Linked DNA regions of Mus musculus: region 2 is linked to region 1. Evidence: chromatin loops called from intact Hi-C (ENCODE). Cell type or tissue: heart. All regions are shown on one strand.

Region 1 (8,000 bases):
AAGTTCAATGGTCAACAGCACTTGCTGCTCTTCCAGGACCAGAATTCAGTTCCCAGCACCCGTAATGTCAAGCAGCTTCTGTGTATATCCAGTTCCAAAGAACCTGACACCTCTGCAGGCAACTACCCACGTATGGCAACATACACATACACACCTTTTAAAAAACGGGTTGTTACAAATATTATTAACTGCAAGCAATGAAGCTTAAAACCAAATCTGATGAACTCGCTTGTTACTGAACAAAACTGGTTTGTAAACTAATAACTTGGATATCCACATGTAATAGGGATGCCTATTTCATGAAGAGCTGAAAGTTGCACATGCAGATAGAGACTTTCTCATTCTCCTATTTAGTTTTTCTTAAGGACATACATACTTAAGGTTCCAAAAGAGATGACCAGTCACACAACAGCAGAAATACTTCTACAACTGCATTTCTAATTTTGTCTATAGTCAAGTCCTATAATTGAACACGCATTCAGACATATCCTTCCTTTATAGTCATTTGGCTATTTTAAGCCACAATTTTGTACCAAGTAAAATAAACCTTCATTCATATGGTGATAATTTTAAGTCACTAAGCTGCAGGTGGTATTTAAGCAATGTTTGAAAATCTTAACAAGACTCAAAAGGAGAAAAGGGAACACCATAGGCGATTGCATGAACTTAAAAGGTTTTTCTGGGCACTCGTGAGGCAGAGGCGGAAGGATCTCTGTGAGTCCCAGGCCAACCAGGACTATATACAGTTGAGACTCTGCCTCAAACAAAACCAACCAACCAAAACGCAGGCATCAGGCGCCTGTTGCCACTGTCCAGCACTGAGGGATAAAGAGGACTGAAGGAAGAGGCTCCTACTCTCTTCAGCTTTCACTTAGCATGGTCTTTCTTCCTGCCCTACTGGTGAGCCTACCTACCTATGCACTGTGCACACCAGGCAAGGGCTGCACCAACTCAGCCACATTCCCAGCCTTCAAGTGGAGTCATGTTAATGTCGAGTTAGCCATGGAAATCTGAGACGAGGGGACCTGAGCTTGAATCTTCATTTTGACACACACATGAGATGCTGGGCAAATTTTCATTTCATCTCCAAATGGCATTACAAGACAACCGTTGGGAAGATTAAATGAGATAGCACATAAAAGCAGCACAAAACTGATTCCGGTAAGTTAGTTCTCTGATCTTTTGGGTTGTAAGCCTAGCCTTTAGTGGTGGAGCCATCTTGGAAGCCCAGTAAATTGGTTTTCTTTCTTCCTCTGACACAAAGCTTTGAACCAGTCCTAGAAGGACATGTTGGTGTCTTGACCCCATTCCACTGGGACTTGACAAATTCACATAAGTTAGAGTTTCCATTCCCTGTTAGGGTCAATTTCAAGTCATTGATTCACCTAGTTTCTTTTTTCTTTTTCTTTTTTTTTTTTTTTTTTGGTTTTTTGAGACAGGGTTTCTCTGTATAGCCCTGGCTGTCCTGGAGCTCACTCTGTAGACCAGGCCGGCCTCGAACTCAGAAATCCGCCTGCCTCTGCCTCCCGAGTCCTGGCATTAAAGGCGTGCGCCACTACGCCCGGCTTTCATCTAGTTTCTAATTGCTCTCCTTACCCAGCCCAGCGATACCTGTGCTCCAACAGGTCACCACGCCCTACCAATGTTCTGACAGGCTTCATTAGAAATTCCAGCTTCATCAGACCATCTCCACACTTCCTGTAGAGAACTTATTTTGACCTAACACTAGATAATTTAGATTCAAAACACTGCCACCCATCCTCTAAAGGAGTCTGCAATTTCCAATGGGTCCTCTCAGCTGTGAACAGCATATGAATTGAAGAAGCCTTCCCCCAACCCCCACCCCTGAGACAGCCAGTGACTTGATCTAATGGGGTAAACACCCGGGACTGATAACTTATAGAGACCTGAAATCCTAAGGCCTACTAGGAAACCAAAAGATTAAGGGAACTGATAAAATAGGATGCCAACCTAGGTCATTTCAGAAACTGGGCAAGGAGAAGATAGGAGAGAAACACACCATGACAACAGATGGCTTTATACTCAGAGATTCTAAGCTGCAATTTATTAAGTGCCTCCCATGTTCCCAACAGTGTTCAGTATCTGAACGGGGCCAGGAACATGAATAAATCCTTGTCCTCATGTCCTTCTCCGGAGGAAAGAGAGCAGAAAGTAAAGGAAGGCAGATATGCCTTGAAAGTCTCAGAAGCACCAGTAATGGCTATCATTTATTATCAGATCATTTGAACAGCTTCTCTGGGTTAGGAATTGCTGTAAGCAACTCAAGCACACGAACTCCACGCGAAACCCATAAAACCAAGTAGACTAAGAATCTTCTTACTGCAGCTGGGGAAACTGAGGCACCAAGAAACAACCTTCCCAGAGACACCTGACAAAGTGGCAGAGTCAAACGGGAACTCGGAGGGTTCTACATAAAGGACCCTATGAATACGGGTGCAGAGGAGAGTACAAGTCTGACTTGCGGGGGCGGGGGCTAGAGCTAGGGAATCTTAAGGTTACTGGAAAGATGGGCTTTCTCTTGCTGGGAAGGGTTCCCCAATAACTGACGGTTCGGAGGCTGCTCTAGGCAACATCCTAGATGTTGACGAGATGAACAGATACTCGTGACAAGCCACCGGGGGATGGGGGGGGAGATCCGCCCGTCTAAACTAATTTTACAGATTGTGGTAAATGCTCACAGTAGGGGTGCAAATGGTACTATGGGGGTGTCGGAAGCCGAGTTGTTCCTTCTCTCATCCGAGATGGAGGGCAGCTGGAAAGTGCTCAGAAACGCTCGGTCTGTGTGTGAGGGGGGCACCAGGGACTCAGAGGTAACCACGAAGGGCTGAGATCCCGGGCCCCTCAGCTCCAGACCCCGCGCCTAACAGCCCTGGGCCCGCCGCCCCCGCGTGCCATAGAACATACAAAAAAAAAAATGGAGGCGACCCGGGCCAGACTCTCCGCCCTGTGGCTCCTTACCTGAGGTTGGGGAGGTCTGGAGGTCCGGAGCGGACGATTCGCGGACTCTGGTCAGTCGACGCGAACTGGCTCCGGCGGGCGCGGACGGAGGAGGGAGGCCTAGAGGGAGAGGCTGACAGATCCCGGAAGTGACCGGAGCGCCTGCGCAGAGCGGCCGCTCTCAGCTGGCGCTTGGCGCAGGCGCAGGCGCAGAACGTAGCCTTTGTTGGCGTGTTCTGTCTGAAGAGCGGCTGCTGCTCAGGTGAGGCAGCCGCTCGTCAGCGCTAGGGCGTGCTTGTGGAACTGGATGGGCGTCCTACTCCTTTCTTTAAGGAGGTTTTAACACACACACATTTCTGAACCATGGCCCAAGTGTGCAGCGTTGGGAGCTTCTCAAGTGCTTTTTGTTACAAATTACTGAGCTAGGATCTCTCAGGCTTTGTGGTTCTGAAGAACAATTCAAAATAAAATAAAATAAAATAAAAATATTTATGTGGCTGGGCGGTGGAGGCGCACGCCTTTAATCCCAGCACTTGGGAGACAGAGGCAGGTGGATTTCTGAGTTTGAGGCCAGCCTGGACTACAGAGTGAGTTCCAGGACAGTCAGGGCTACACAGAGAAACCCTGTCTCCAAAAAAAAAAAAAAAAAAAAGAATTATATGGATGTCTGTGTCGGTATACGCATGTGAATTCAGGTGCCCCTGGAGGCCAAGAGAGCAACAGATCCTCTTGGAGCTGGAATTGTAAGTTACACCATGTGGGTGCTGGGAACTGAACTCAGGTCCTCAGCGAGAACAATACAATCTTTTAAGCTGAGCCATCTTGCCAGCCCTTGAAACTATGTTTGTGTTCCTTCATAGAGGGTGGGTCAGAACTGGTGACTATTTTCTGCCTGGCGGACTGTCCCTGTCCTGGACCCTCAGTAGAAAGTCTCAAGTCTACCTAAGAGTCCCCTTGACTGTTCCTAGATCAGGACCACTTGTTCCTGCACCCACAATGACACCACAAGAAGGCGCAATGGTGACATGGAAAGAGTGTATTCTATGTAGATGCAATTTATAAGAACTGCCCTGAATGCTACATCCAGTCAGACTGTTGCCCCTGCTCTGGTAGAAATTATGAAGCAACCAGTTAAGTACCCAGGTTCCACTAGAGGTAGGCACCCCAGTCCTTGTCTTGTGGTGGTCTATATATTTGACCCAGTGGACAGTAAACACTGCCCTAACAGAAATAAGGGAATAGTCTATTTCGAGTCAAATATCCATGAGCATTGCTTAGCAGTGCTCGGATTCCTTACCCTAAGTGTTTGCCCCACCTTGAAAACAGTTGCGTTATGGTCTTTAGAATTATTATCGGTCTGTGTGTGTGTGTGTGTGTGTGTGTGTGTGTGTGTGTGTGTGAGTGTGTGTGTGTGTGAGTGTGAGTGTGTGTGTGAGTGTGTGTGTGAGTGTGAGTGTGTGTGTGTGCTGTGTGAGTGGGTAGCACTCATATGGTGGTCAGAGGTCAGCTCTGTGAACTCAGTTCTCTGCTTTCACCTTTACACGGATTCCAGAGATCCAACTCATGTGGTCGGACTTGTTCAGCAAGCGCTTTTCCCACCAAGCCATCTCGCTGGCCTTGGGTGAACTTTTATAGTTGCAGGACAAGAGAAAGCCACACATCAGAACATTTAGCAGAGTTGCATTGGTGGGAACATCGGATAGGAGGGTTATAGCAAGAAGAGTCAATCTTTCCTAGGTTTCAACTTAGGTTAGAGAACTCTTAGCCTTAGTGTTGGAGGAAGCTAGAGATCTGCTGATACACCACAAGGGCTTTACATAACAAGCCTGAGAAGGTTAGCTAAGTATAAAAATAAAGATCATGGCTAGTGTTGTAGCTCAGTTGACAAGAGTGCTTACCTAACAGTCACAAACCCCTCTGTTAGCTCCAGCCCTGTACAAACCTGACGCGGTGCCACGTGCCTGTAACGGCAAGCACTTCAGAGGCAGAGGGAGGAAGATCAGAGCCAGTGTAGGCAACATAAGGGTTTGAGGGCAGCCTAGACTACATGAGATCGTGTCTCAAAAAAGAAGACTCACTAGGCTGGAGAGATGGCTCAGTGGTTAAGAGCACTGACTGCTCTTCCAGAGGTCCTGAGTTCAAATCCCAGCAACCACATGGTGGCTCACAACCATCTGTAATGGGATCTGATGCCCATTTCAGATGTGACTGAAGACAGTGACATGTATGTATGTATGTGTGTGTGTTCTATTAAAAATCGAAGATTCAAAAAGGGAAATGAAGGCTAGTAGATAACTACTAAATGGCCTGAGATGCCCCGAGATACTTTTGGAGTCTATAACATTTGATCTCTTCACACTACATCCTAATTGAGCAAGGCCAAGCAGTCTGCATGACCTTAAATAGAGACGGGACTTCAAGCAACTTCCATCCAGAAGCCCTTGATTGTAAGGCACCGTCTACAGAGGCAAATCTGCAATACTCCAATCGCACACCCATGTGGTATTATTTACAGTTAAATAGTTCAGTTGTTCACAGACTTAGAGTTCTTCCTGACTTAGAGCTCTTATAATTTGAATTTATTCCATGGCTACAGGTCCTGTCATGGGGAAGCAAGGGAATGGAGTGGGAAGATAATTGTAAGTTGGATATCCTACCTCAGAGACAACTGGACAGAGGAAAAATAGCATTCCTGGAAAGCAAGGCTTCCTCATGCATTGTGGGGTAAGTGAGCCATTTCTAGAGTGTATACAGTTGGTACCCAGAGCCAAAAGCAAACAAGGAAAACCTCAGCTGTGTTTCACTTAGACTCCAACTCTTTACAAAAGAGAGTGTCTTCTCTGAAGAAGTTTAGTCTGGATAGATGAAAATATACTGTCTACAGTCAATGACGAGAAGTGTTCAGTCATGTTGGTTTGTTTCTTTATCTGGGTTGTGAGAAGATCCATGCAAAAACCACTTAAGGAAGGAAGGAGTTATTTTGGCTGGTTGTTTGAAGGGATGCGGTACCTCATGCAGGGAAGACATGGCCAAGGGAGCTGGAGGCTGTTGGATACAAACATGTGCCCACACTTGGGAAGGAAGTAACAAGAAAATAGTGTTCAGAGCCTCAGCTGCACTAAAGGATGGAGCCGCCACATTCAGACATGCCCAGATGTGTCTGCTAGGTGACGCTAAATCCAGTCAAGTTGGCAAAACACAACAGCACCCATAAAATAAGAGCCATTCAGTAATAATCTGATTTTTAATAATCTCACAGAATCTCACTGTGTATACCTGGCTAGTCTGGAACTTGCAACTTAGCCCAAGCTGGCACAGACTTCACGGAGATCCCCCGGATTCTGCCTTCCAAGGGCCAGGAATAAAGGTGTGCGCCACCACAGCTGGCTTCCATTCTGTCTTTTGAGTCACTGGTTAGCATGTTAGTCTAAACAAAGGCTACAACTTTCATGCTTTATGGGGGCAATTGAGTCCCTAGTTTTTTTGGTTTTTAAAGACTTATTTATTATATATAGGTGCACTGTAGCTGTCTTCAGACACCCCAGAAGAGGGCATCAGATCCCATTACAGATGGTTGTGAGCCACCATGTGGTTGCTGGGAATTGAACTCAGGACCCCTGGAAGAGCAGTCAGTGCCTTTAACCACTGACCCATCTCTCCAGCCTGTTCTTAGTTTTACACAAGGTTCTTTAAGTCAAGCTGCCTTGTTCTACAACAGTGGAAACTACAAAAGCATTTTGAGACTTGAAGTTTTTAATACAATGTAGGGAGCAAGAATGGCCTCCTGCTCTGGTCTCTCCTAAGAGACCATCATAGCCTGGTGTAATCAGTGGAATTCCAAAGAGAGTAAGCATTGAGTTAGCCAGTGCTTACTTGTTAGACTTCTGCAATGACACCAATTTAGTATCCAAAATGAGAAGTCTGTCTGTGAAAAAATTAGTTGTCAGGGTAGATGGTGCACTGGCTTCTCATCACTTTTATAAAACACTTGAGATTATCAACGTATAAAGGGAAAAGTTTGGGCTGGAGAGATGGCTCAGTTTAAAAAGCACTTGCAGGGCTGGAGAGATGGCTCAGCGGTTAAGAGCACTGACTGCTCTTCCAGAGGTCCCGAGTTCAATTCCCAGCAACTACATGGTGGCTCAAAGCCATCTGTAATGGGATCTGATGCCCTCTTCTGGTGTGTCTGAAGACAGTCACAGTGTATTCACATATACTAAATAAATGAATAAACGAATAAATAAATGGATAAATATCTTTAAAAAGCACTCACCATACAACTCTGAGTTCACATCCTCAGACCCCACACAAAGCCAATGTAGCCACATCTATAATGGTTCTGTGTTTATGGCTGGATGGGAGAGGGACACAGCTAAATCCTAGGACACTCACAGGCCAGCTAGCCTGGTGTGCACAGGTATGAACAGGAAACGCTGCCTCTTACAAGGTATAAGACAGGGACTGACACCGGAGGTTGACCTCTGACCTCCAAAAGCATACCATAGTACCTGTGCACCAACACTCACACACAGGAATGTGCATACACACATGCGCACTGTATACACATACATCATATGCATGCACATCATATGAGATTGGGCAGACCTAACAGATAAAATTGTACGCAGGCTAGAAGCTTCTGGGACTAGGCTTAGGTCAGCAACTTAGAGGGAACTCTAGGCTCCCTTTAAGTTTACAATTACAGTTCCTTACTCTCGGAGAGTCAAGTACAAATTCAAAGCATCATAGCCACTGTCTGAATCCTTTGCTTGCTTCTCTCTTATACTGTTCAGAATCCCCCACCTAGGGAATAGTGCTGCCCTCAAGGGTCCCGTATCTTCCTGTATCAATTAACAATCAAGACAGCCCCCAACAGTCACGATCTAGAAAATTCTTCCACTAAGGCTTTCTTCTCAGGTGATTCTTGAATATTCGTCAACTGACAATAACTACCTACCATCACACCTACCATACCAACTTTGAGAGCTTAGCAGGATACTATTCTATATAGTATTGTTGGCTTTCCTTTGTGGTCCCGTGGC
Region 2 (8,000 bases), 57 kb before region 1:
TCTCTCCTGAAGTTTGGTATCTCTCGTTTTATGTATGTATGTGCACTAGTGTACCTGTTGCCCATGCATGTCAGAAGATGTGTTGGCAAGAGCAGTAAGTGCTCTCAACCACTGAGCCATCTCTGCAGCTTGATTCTCTGCTTTTGACTGTGGAGGTGATGTACTTAGTGCAATGACAGACTGTAACCTGGAATTGTAAGCCAAATAAACCTTTCCTTCCCTGTGTTGCTTTTGGTCTGATGTTCTATCACAGGAACAGCAATCAAACTAGGACACCAAAGGCGAGCACATCCTTTGATAGAATTTCCAAGGACAAGTAGACTGTAAAGTAAAGGCTCCCAAAGCCCTGGGGCAAAGACCATGGGAGAAAGACTTTGTGAGTATGTGGCAGAGTTCTAGGCCAGCTAAAGCTAGAGTCTCAAAAAGAAAAAAGGGCATGGATAAAAAGACTTCACAATGGGGCTATTCCCAGCACTCCTGTCAGAGTGGCTTACAACTGCTTGTAACTCCAGCTTTAGGTGTTCTCACACCCTCTTCTGGCTTCCCCAGGCACCTGTGCTAGCATGCGTACATCTCCCAACCCCACCCCAAAGTAAAATAAAATCTAAAAACAAAAAAACCCCAACACACAGTGAGCTGGGCATTGTGGGAAACACCTCTTTAATCTTAGTGCTAGGGAGGCAGAGGCAAGGAGCTCTCCATGAGTTTGAGGCCAGCCGGTCTATACAGTGAGTTCCAGGATAGCCAGAACTATGTCTGCTGGAGACCCCGTTTCCAGCCAACACTAAAAGTAGCACAGACCCCCCGATCTTTCACAAATACACTAATAATGAAACAACAACAGACCTTTTTGGGGAGAGGTATGATAGCCTCATTAATGTTACTTTACTCTTCAGAACCTTCAAAACACTCTGAGCTGATAGAAAAAACATGACCAGTTTGCTACAAGCCTCTTCTCGGTGTTTTTTTCTTTCTTTCTTTCTATCCTTGGAGACGCTGAGCCTTGATACTGTCCAGCATACCCAGGCAGAAAGACCCCACTCACCTTCTCTCATCTTTTGATCTAGTTCATCCAACGTTGGTTCAATCAACTCCCAGCCATCTGGAGGTGCTTTCCGGCTTCTTTTGACCTTGGGCATTTCCCAGCAAGATAGCTTATAAAGATCTACAAGAAAATCAACTGCTTTCTGAGCCTCAGGTTGCCAAAGGGCTTTGACAGCCATTCCCCTGCTCCTCTAGATGTCAAGCTCAGAGAGTAAAATGTATGTTATGTCCTTAAGTAACCATGCATTGCCTCTGCCCCGTTTCAGACCCAAGCAGGTGTCTCCGTATCCTCCCCAGACTCTTCTCTGGGCATGAGCTGTTCCCCCACCCTCAACACACACACTCTACACCAGAGGAATAGGAACAGCAAAACAGCCCAAGAATAAAACACTTGAGGCCTTGCTTGAGATCTACTGGAAGGGATGGATCTATTGTTTATCTCATGCTATAAAAGCGTCTAGGGTAGAAAAGAGAAGCCAGAACTGTCAGAACTTCAGCCTCGGGAAGCTCACTTCAATCAGGAGCTCTGACTGACTGCTTCAGTTTCCTCACTCAGCTTCTGCGGGAGCTGTGAGTAACGGTCGATGGTGTCATCCCTACTTGGGACCGTTTACTCTTTTGCTTGGAAGCCGAATCTGAGATATCTCTATATTATATCCAGAACCCTATTGGGCGCTTCAGCTGGATGCCTTAAAGTGGCTTCCCTAACTGATTTCTGCTGGGTACTTTCTTATCTCTATCCTTCCTTCCCGAGTCTCTCTAGCTATTTTTTCCTTTGCTTTGGATTGCTGTCTACCACTCATGAGAAAAACATATGTCCATGGTAGATCATTCTCCAGAAGGCCCAGAACAGCTACTCAGCTTCCCTAGAAGGGAACTGTGACACACACGCATTCTCCAAGCATGTGTGAGGTGGGGCCAGAAGGATTGAGAGTTCAAGGCCAGTTTTGGGTATATGGTGAGCTTGTGCCCAATCTAGACTACATAAGACCCTGTCAAGAAATAAAGAAAAGAAAGGAAGAAAGAGGAAGGAAGACAGACAGTAAGAGGGAGAGAGAGAGAAATAGAGAAGGCAAGAGAGAAAGACAGAGAAAGGAAAGAAGGAAGGAAGGAAAGAAGGAATGCACAATACCTTTGGGTATTGAGAGTAATATAAAAAAAATTCTTGGTCTTCACAGTTACAAAGCTGTGTTCTTGTCCAGATTTACCAACTATTCTGTGACTCTGGGGGAGATCACTTTTCTTCTGCAGTCTTCTGTCTCATCTGTAGAATAAAAGCAGTAGATTACACACGTTAAATAGCCGCCAAAAATCTCTCTTTTTAGAACAACAAAGCAGGCCAGTCAAAATCTAAATAGAAACGCTGTTTTCTTCTTCTTCCGATTGCATAAAGCTTTCTAGCTGGCAAAGAGTAACCTATCAGCATAACAGACTCATCTGCTCAAAACTGTCTTTAGTCCCATCCACTGTATGGTGACTGACACTTTACAATCCCCTATTCCCACACCCCTTCTTAACAATTTAATAAATTAAGAATAAAACTCTTAAGACGTGGACTCAGGGTCACATTGCTGACAACCAGTGAGTCTAACAGATTAGAGGCTCCTGACTTCCCCATCAGTGGTCTTTGCTCTGGTTTTTCCAGCGCTTACGTTAAAAGATAGATTGACTCTGAGCCCTTCCCAGGGCGCACAGCCTGATTAGAGAATCACTTTCTCCTGACCTAGGAGGACTCAACCCGAGAGGCTCTCGGGGCCGGGGAGAGGTAAAACGAAGAGGCGATCGGATCAGGAGGAAAGAGGTGTTGTGTTGGGCTGTTTACAGACGTAGAAGAGCGGGAAAAGGGGTGAACAAGAGCGAAGTTACGGAAGGGACAGTGGCAGAAAACTCAAGAGCAGCATCTGAGAAAAAAAGCGGTGTTTAGACAGAAAACGGTCCCGGAAGAGAAAACGACGTGGGAAAAAAACACACACGCAGAGAGAGAAAGAGCGAGCCCCAAGTTTACCATCCCCTGTGCAAGTCATCGGAGACTCCAGCCTCTGCCGCATAAGCAGCTCACACAGCTCTCCTGCCCGTAACCATTGCCAAAGATACGGTACTCGAGAACCGAGCAGAGAAACACTCACCGGAAACTCAAGCACCTAAGGCCGCTGCTTCTTTATTGACGGCTTCCGCTCCGGCGACAAACTCTTCAGAATAAGGCCCTCGCGGGGCCCCGCCCACCTCGCGCGGAGATTGCGTCATCTTAGGTGTCCCTGGCGCTGCCTTTGTAGAATTCCGTAAACCGTACGGCCCTTTTCCTCTCACTTCCTGTAGGGGTGGCCCACACGGCTACGTGTCTCCTCGGACAGGGACACCGGGGAACGCGGATTCCTGGCAGTACATATTCTGGTCAGGAATTCAGGCACCTCCCAAGACAGCCCGGCCTCGGTGTGAGGTCCCAGATCCTCGCAGCCGTGGCGGCGGTGGCGGCGTCAGTGGCGCGCGGAGAGGGAACCAAGCCGGGCGGAAGAAGTCGATTCCAAGGAGTTTCCGGTTCCGGTGTCAGTTCGAGGCGCCGCCGCCGCCGCTGCAGCCGCCGGAGCCGAGATGCCTAAAGGAGGTGAGGGGGTGGGCGCGCGTGGTTCGCGTGGCTTCTCTAGTGGCGGCCGTAGGCGGGCTGCCGCGGACCCCTCAGCCCGCGGGTCTGGGGCCTCTAAGAGATCCGCGCTGAAGGAGGCCATCCCCGTCGCCTCCCAGCCATGCGTGGGCCTCGACGCTCAATTGTCCTGCCTGGGAAGCCGAGGACCACAGTGGTTGAGGGCCTCTCCGTCGGGGATTTTTGAGGAGACTCACGGGTGCTGGGTCCTTGTCCTTGAGGAGAGCAGGACCCAGGAGTCTCGGCCAAGCCTCCGGAGCATCTGAAGTTTGTCCTCCCATTTGGCTGGCCGGAGACTGAGTCACCGCGTCCCGCGCTGGTGCGGTGCCTGGCTGCCTCGAGCATAAAATGTGGCTTTTGTGGAGCTTTTGAGGAGCCACGCCTGCCTCATAATAAGACCTTGACTTGATGATGTGGGACCTGGCTCTGATTCTCTCCTTGCACCGTAGCCACTAAGGATGTGCTTCTGAGCCAGTCGCCTAACTTCTTTGTGTCCCGGTTTTGTCGTTTCCAAAAAGGGGGTTGGGGTGGGGGACATTGATTATATTTTCCTCCTGTTATGAGAGAGGCATAAACTAGGTAGCCCACGTACTCAGCCCAGTGCCCCGCAGCCCCTAAATGTTCAGCTATTACTGTGTGTAGAGACCAAGAAAACAAGTGTTTCCCATCGTACATTGGTTTCACCCCTTAGAATCAGGGGTTTGAATACCAGATATATCACATCTTAAGTCTGTGGCCTCAAACAAAACTTTTCCAGTTCGTTTTCTTCATCTGAACTACAGGGGTATTAATAAGGCTTAGTTGGATGAGTAGGAGACAGGCGGACAGGAGTTACGGTGGCAGAATAAATCGCTCTAAGGGCCTGGCTAGCTCCCAGCACAGAACAGATGTTCAGTAAATGTTGGCAGCTCACGTGTTAAGCCAGTTAATGCAGTGAGCCCACAGGAACATCTGCCTGGAGATTTTCAAGCTTAAATTGCTTCCTGTCAATATTCAGATATTAGGCTCTACAGGGCCAAGTGTGTCTAAATCTAGTTCTCTGCTGATTTATCCTGCGTCTAGAGGAGCACTGTCTTTGTTTCACAGTCTCATCTTTAAAAGGCAAAGGAACTTTTTTCAGCTCCTGACTCCAAGGTTGAGAATTACAGTTCGGCAGTCTTGAATATGAAATCATGGCTAATGGACTTAGTCTTGATTTCTGGGAAGCTTTGCAGGCAGATAAACAAAGCTTGTTTCCTTGCTTGGGCTAACATGAGAAAACAGTGATTAAAAACTATTTTAAAAAATCCCCCAGGAGCAAAGGACCAATTCTGTTTTCAGTATACTGTGAATTATTTTTTTAAAGCATCTTGAAAGAGCCTCAGTAAAACAAACAAACTAAGATCACGAAAGGGTGTTGCTTTTTTTGTTTGTTTGGCTGGTTGGTTGGTTGGTTTTTTGTTTTGTTTGTTTTTAATGGTAAAGCTTGGTATCTCACAATAGGCCTTTCATGAGCATACCTAGATACACCCCTGGGAACTCAGGTTGTCATTAAAAATGGGCGGTGTAGGCTGTTGGCAGCTCAATTACAGCTCTGCAGCTGCTGTCTAGGAAGTCACTGTGTCTCTGCAGTGGTCTCCGGAGCTTGCAACAGTTCTAGCTGTCTAATCATAGATTCTCTACTCATAGCAAGGGGTCTGCAGAAATCAAGAAAGGGCCTGTTTGGCAATAGAGGCCACAGTCACACCTGCATCGAGATGCCAAAGGCTTGCAACCCAGCTGTGAGACTAGCTTTAGCAGGGATTGGTCTAGTCGTCCGGCTAGCACATGAGGGTATGGCACTGATCCTCGTAGCTGAATTGTCTCTGACAGTCCTGATCAGTGTTAGACTGCTGTTGAGTCAGTCTATCTTTAATTTTGCCAGTTTAGTTGTTTTATGTGAGATTTGTATGTGTGTTTTGTTTTTTTGTCCATGTGTGTACAAGTGTACCATGCGTGCAGAGCCCACAGAGGTCGGGAGAGGGCTTTAGATCACCCAGGAACTGGAGTGATTCTGAGCTGCCCTGTAGGTGCTGGGAACCAACTAGGGCTATATGAAAGAACAGCAAACGTTCCTAACTGCTGAGCCGTTTCTCCAGCTCTATTTGCTAGTTTAATTCTGAATACAGAGTTTCTGTTGGTCGATGTAGCACCAAGATAAGCATGGAGTATGTCATTCTCCTGCTGCCACTGGCAGTTGTGTGCTCAGGAGCCATGCTGACTTAGGTTTTACTGCCAGCCAGTGTGTTAGCATTAACAGGTTAACAGACGCTGTGTGTTGCTCCTCCAATGCCAGGCACCATTCTGGTTGCTTTACCAATGGTGTCCACCCTACTTCCATGGCAGCCTTGTGGGGAAAAGGAAACTGGGGAAAAGGAGGCTCTGGGAAGGCACACACAGAGACACAGATGTAGGAAATGGTACAACTCAGATTGGAACCTAGAGCTTTAGACTCCCGAATTCTTCCTCTTTTACACATTGTTTGACGTTAAGTCTCCTCGTCTGTGGTACAAAGCCAGCAGTGGCTCTTGTGCTGTACCTTTGCTCTTTAGAACACTACTCCATATGTAGACCAGGCTGGCCTGGAACTCAAGAGATCCATAGCTTGCCAGCCTCTGTGGTCTCAAATGCTGGAATTAAAGATGCCCAGCTGTGTTTGGATTTTAAGCAAACAGGATTCAGTCAGACTGTATCTCCCTCTCCTCACCTTAGGTCTTGTTCTTAGGAACCTACATCGGGCAGTCTGTGCATCGGGTGTCATAAGCCGCTGCTTTTGTTCTTTGAGATCACTGTAGGTTTGGGTGGTACTTGGTGAAGGTAGGTGAGGTTCCCTTGGGCTGAACAGGACAGCCTTTTGGGAGTCTGTGTAGTGAAGGCTGACGTCTCTCTCACCTTCCTAAACTACTGATCTTTGTGCAGGTAGAAAGGGAGGCCACAAAGGCCGAGTGAGGCAGTATACGAGCCCGGAGGAGATCGATGCCCAGCTACAGGCTGAGAAGCAGAAGGCCAACGTGAGTACATGTCTGTCTGCTCCAGTGGTCCAGTATGTTGCCTTGTTCTGGCTTTTGGGGAGAACAGGAAAGGACTACTGTTCTCCAAGAGACATCACACATGAGGGTGGGAAGGACACCAGATGGCAGGTGTGAGCCCTGGAGCAGCCAGTCACAGTCACAGAAAGGTGGTCCTATGATTGGACCAACAAGAAAGGACTTTGCCCATTTTGCAGGAGCTGTTTGGTGGTCTCCACTCGTGGTCCTGTTTGCCTGCCTTCTAGAGGCCCTCTCTCTACCAGCTGCTGTCCATCTACAGCTCCTATCAATTCCCTGCAGCTCCCCCCCACACACACACACACACAAGGCTACCTGCCAGACTCTATACAACATACAGCCTGCCTTCCCGTTCCCCCACTGTCCTGTGTATTGCTATTGGCTCTGTTCAGCATCACCTCTTCTGTGACATACTAGTGCTGCCTGCCCTCCTCCAGCTCCTCTGTGCTGAGATACCCTGTCCAGTCTACTCTTACCTGCATCCTCTGCAACAGTGAATATCCACACCTGAAGTAAGGGCTTAAGGAAGCAGGCAGCCCCTCTCCCAGGATCCCTGAGAAGGGGAGAAGCCATCTCTAGCTGGAATTCTGGGAGTTTTGAGAATTTGAATTTTGAATTTGTGGAGTTCCTGGCATGGAACCTTGGAGTTTTTCGAGACAGGGTTTCTCTGAGTAGCGCTGGCTGTCCTGGAACTCACTCTGTAGACCAGGCTGGCCTCGAACTCAGAAATCTGCCTGCCTCTGCCTCCCAAGTGCTGGGATTAAAGGTGTTCGCCACCACTGCCCGGGTGGATATAAGGGTTTGTTTGTTTGTTTGTTTGTTTGTTTCCAGAGCTGAGGACCGAACCCAGGGCCTTGCACTTGCTAGGCAAGCGCTCTACCACTCCCCTGGATATAAGTTTTTATTGGGCTTTCTTACTTTGTTTTTTTTTTTTTTTGGACAAACTATGTGCAGCCCAGACTAGTTTGCACTCTTGGCAATCCTCCTGCCTTAGCCTCCCATGTGCTGAGATTATACTTATAATTAATTATAGGTATGTTGCCAGGCATGGTGGCACATGCCTCTAATCCCAGCACTTGGGAGGCAGAGGCAGGTGAATTTCTGAGTTTGAGGTCAGCCTGGTCTACAGAGTGAGTTCCAGGACAGCCAGGGATACACAGAGAAACCCTGTCTTGAAAAACAAACAAATTATAGGTATGTTGACTCTTTCTAGTGATTTTTTTTTTTTTTTTTTTTTGTGAGACAGAAATGTA

What was found. Hi-C counts contacts between places; a loop is a spot of excess contacts. Peaks named below come from ENCODE experiments on the same cell type or tissue, not always from the same donor. Only the 100,000 strongest peaks of a DNase experiment are listed, where the experiment ranks them.
Region 2: a loop joins it to region 1, with 3 times the contacts of the local background. A loop is called at or near these places in 3 of 42 quality-filtered maps.

What each region holds. Positions count from the first base shown.
Region 1 is chr5:145,078,952-145,086,951 of GRCm38, reverse strand. It overlaps Arpc1a (actin related protein 2/3 complex, subunit 1A), which reads right to left and starts at 3,083. Exons shown (of 10, transcript NM_019767.2): 1 at 2,980-3,083. In heart, no CTCF peak of the experiment used is centred here; a DNase peak (open chromatin) is centred at 3,111; H3K4me3 peaks cover 1,556 bases; H3K27ac peaks cover 1,304 bases.
Region 2 is chr5:145,135,613-145,143,612 of GRCm38, reverse strand. Pdap1 (PDGFA associated protein 1) reads left to right here and starts at 3,588. Exons shown (of 6, transcript NM_001033313.4): 1 at 3,588-3,646; 2 at 6,620-6,711. The coding sequence starts at 3,634. It overlaps Bud31 (BUD31 homolog), which reads right to left and starts at 3,237. Exons shown (of 6, transcript NM_001310771.1): 1 at 3,171-3,237; 2 at 2,177-2,308; 3 at 1,046-1,165. The coding sequence starts at 1,139. In heart, no CTCF peak of the experiment used is centred here; DNase peaks (open chromatin) are centred at 2,832 and 3,392; H3K4me3 peaks cover 3,469 bases; H3K27ac peaks cover 1,849 bases.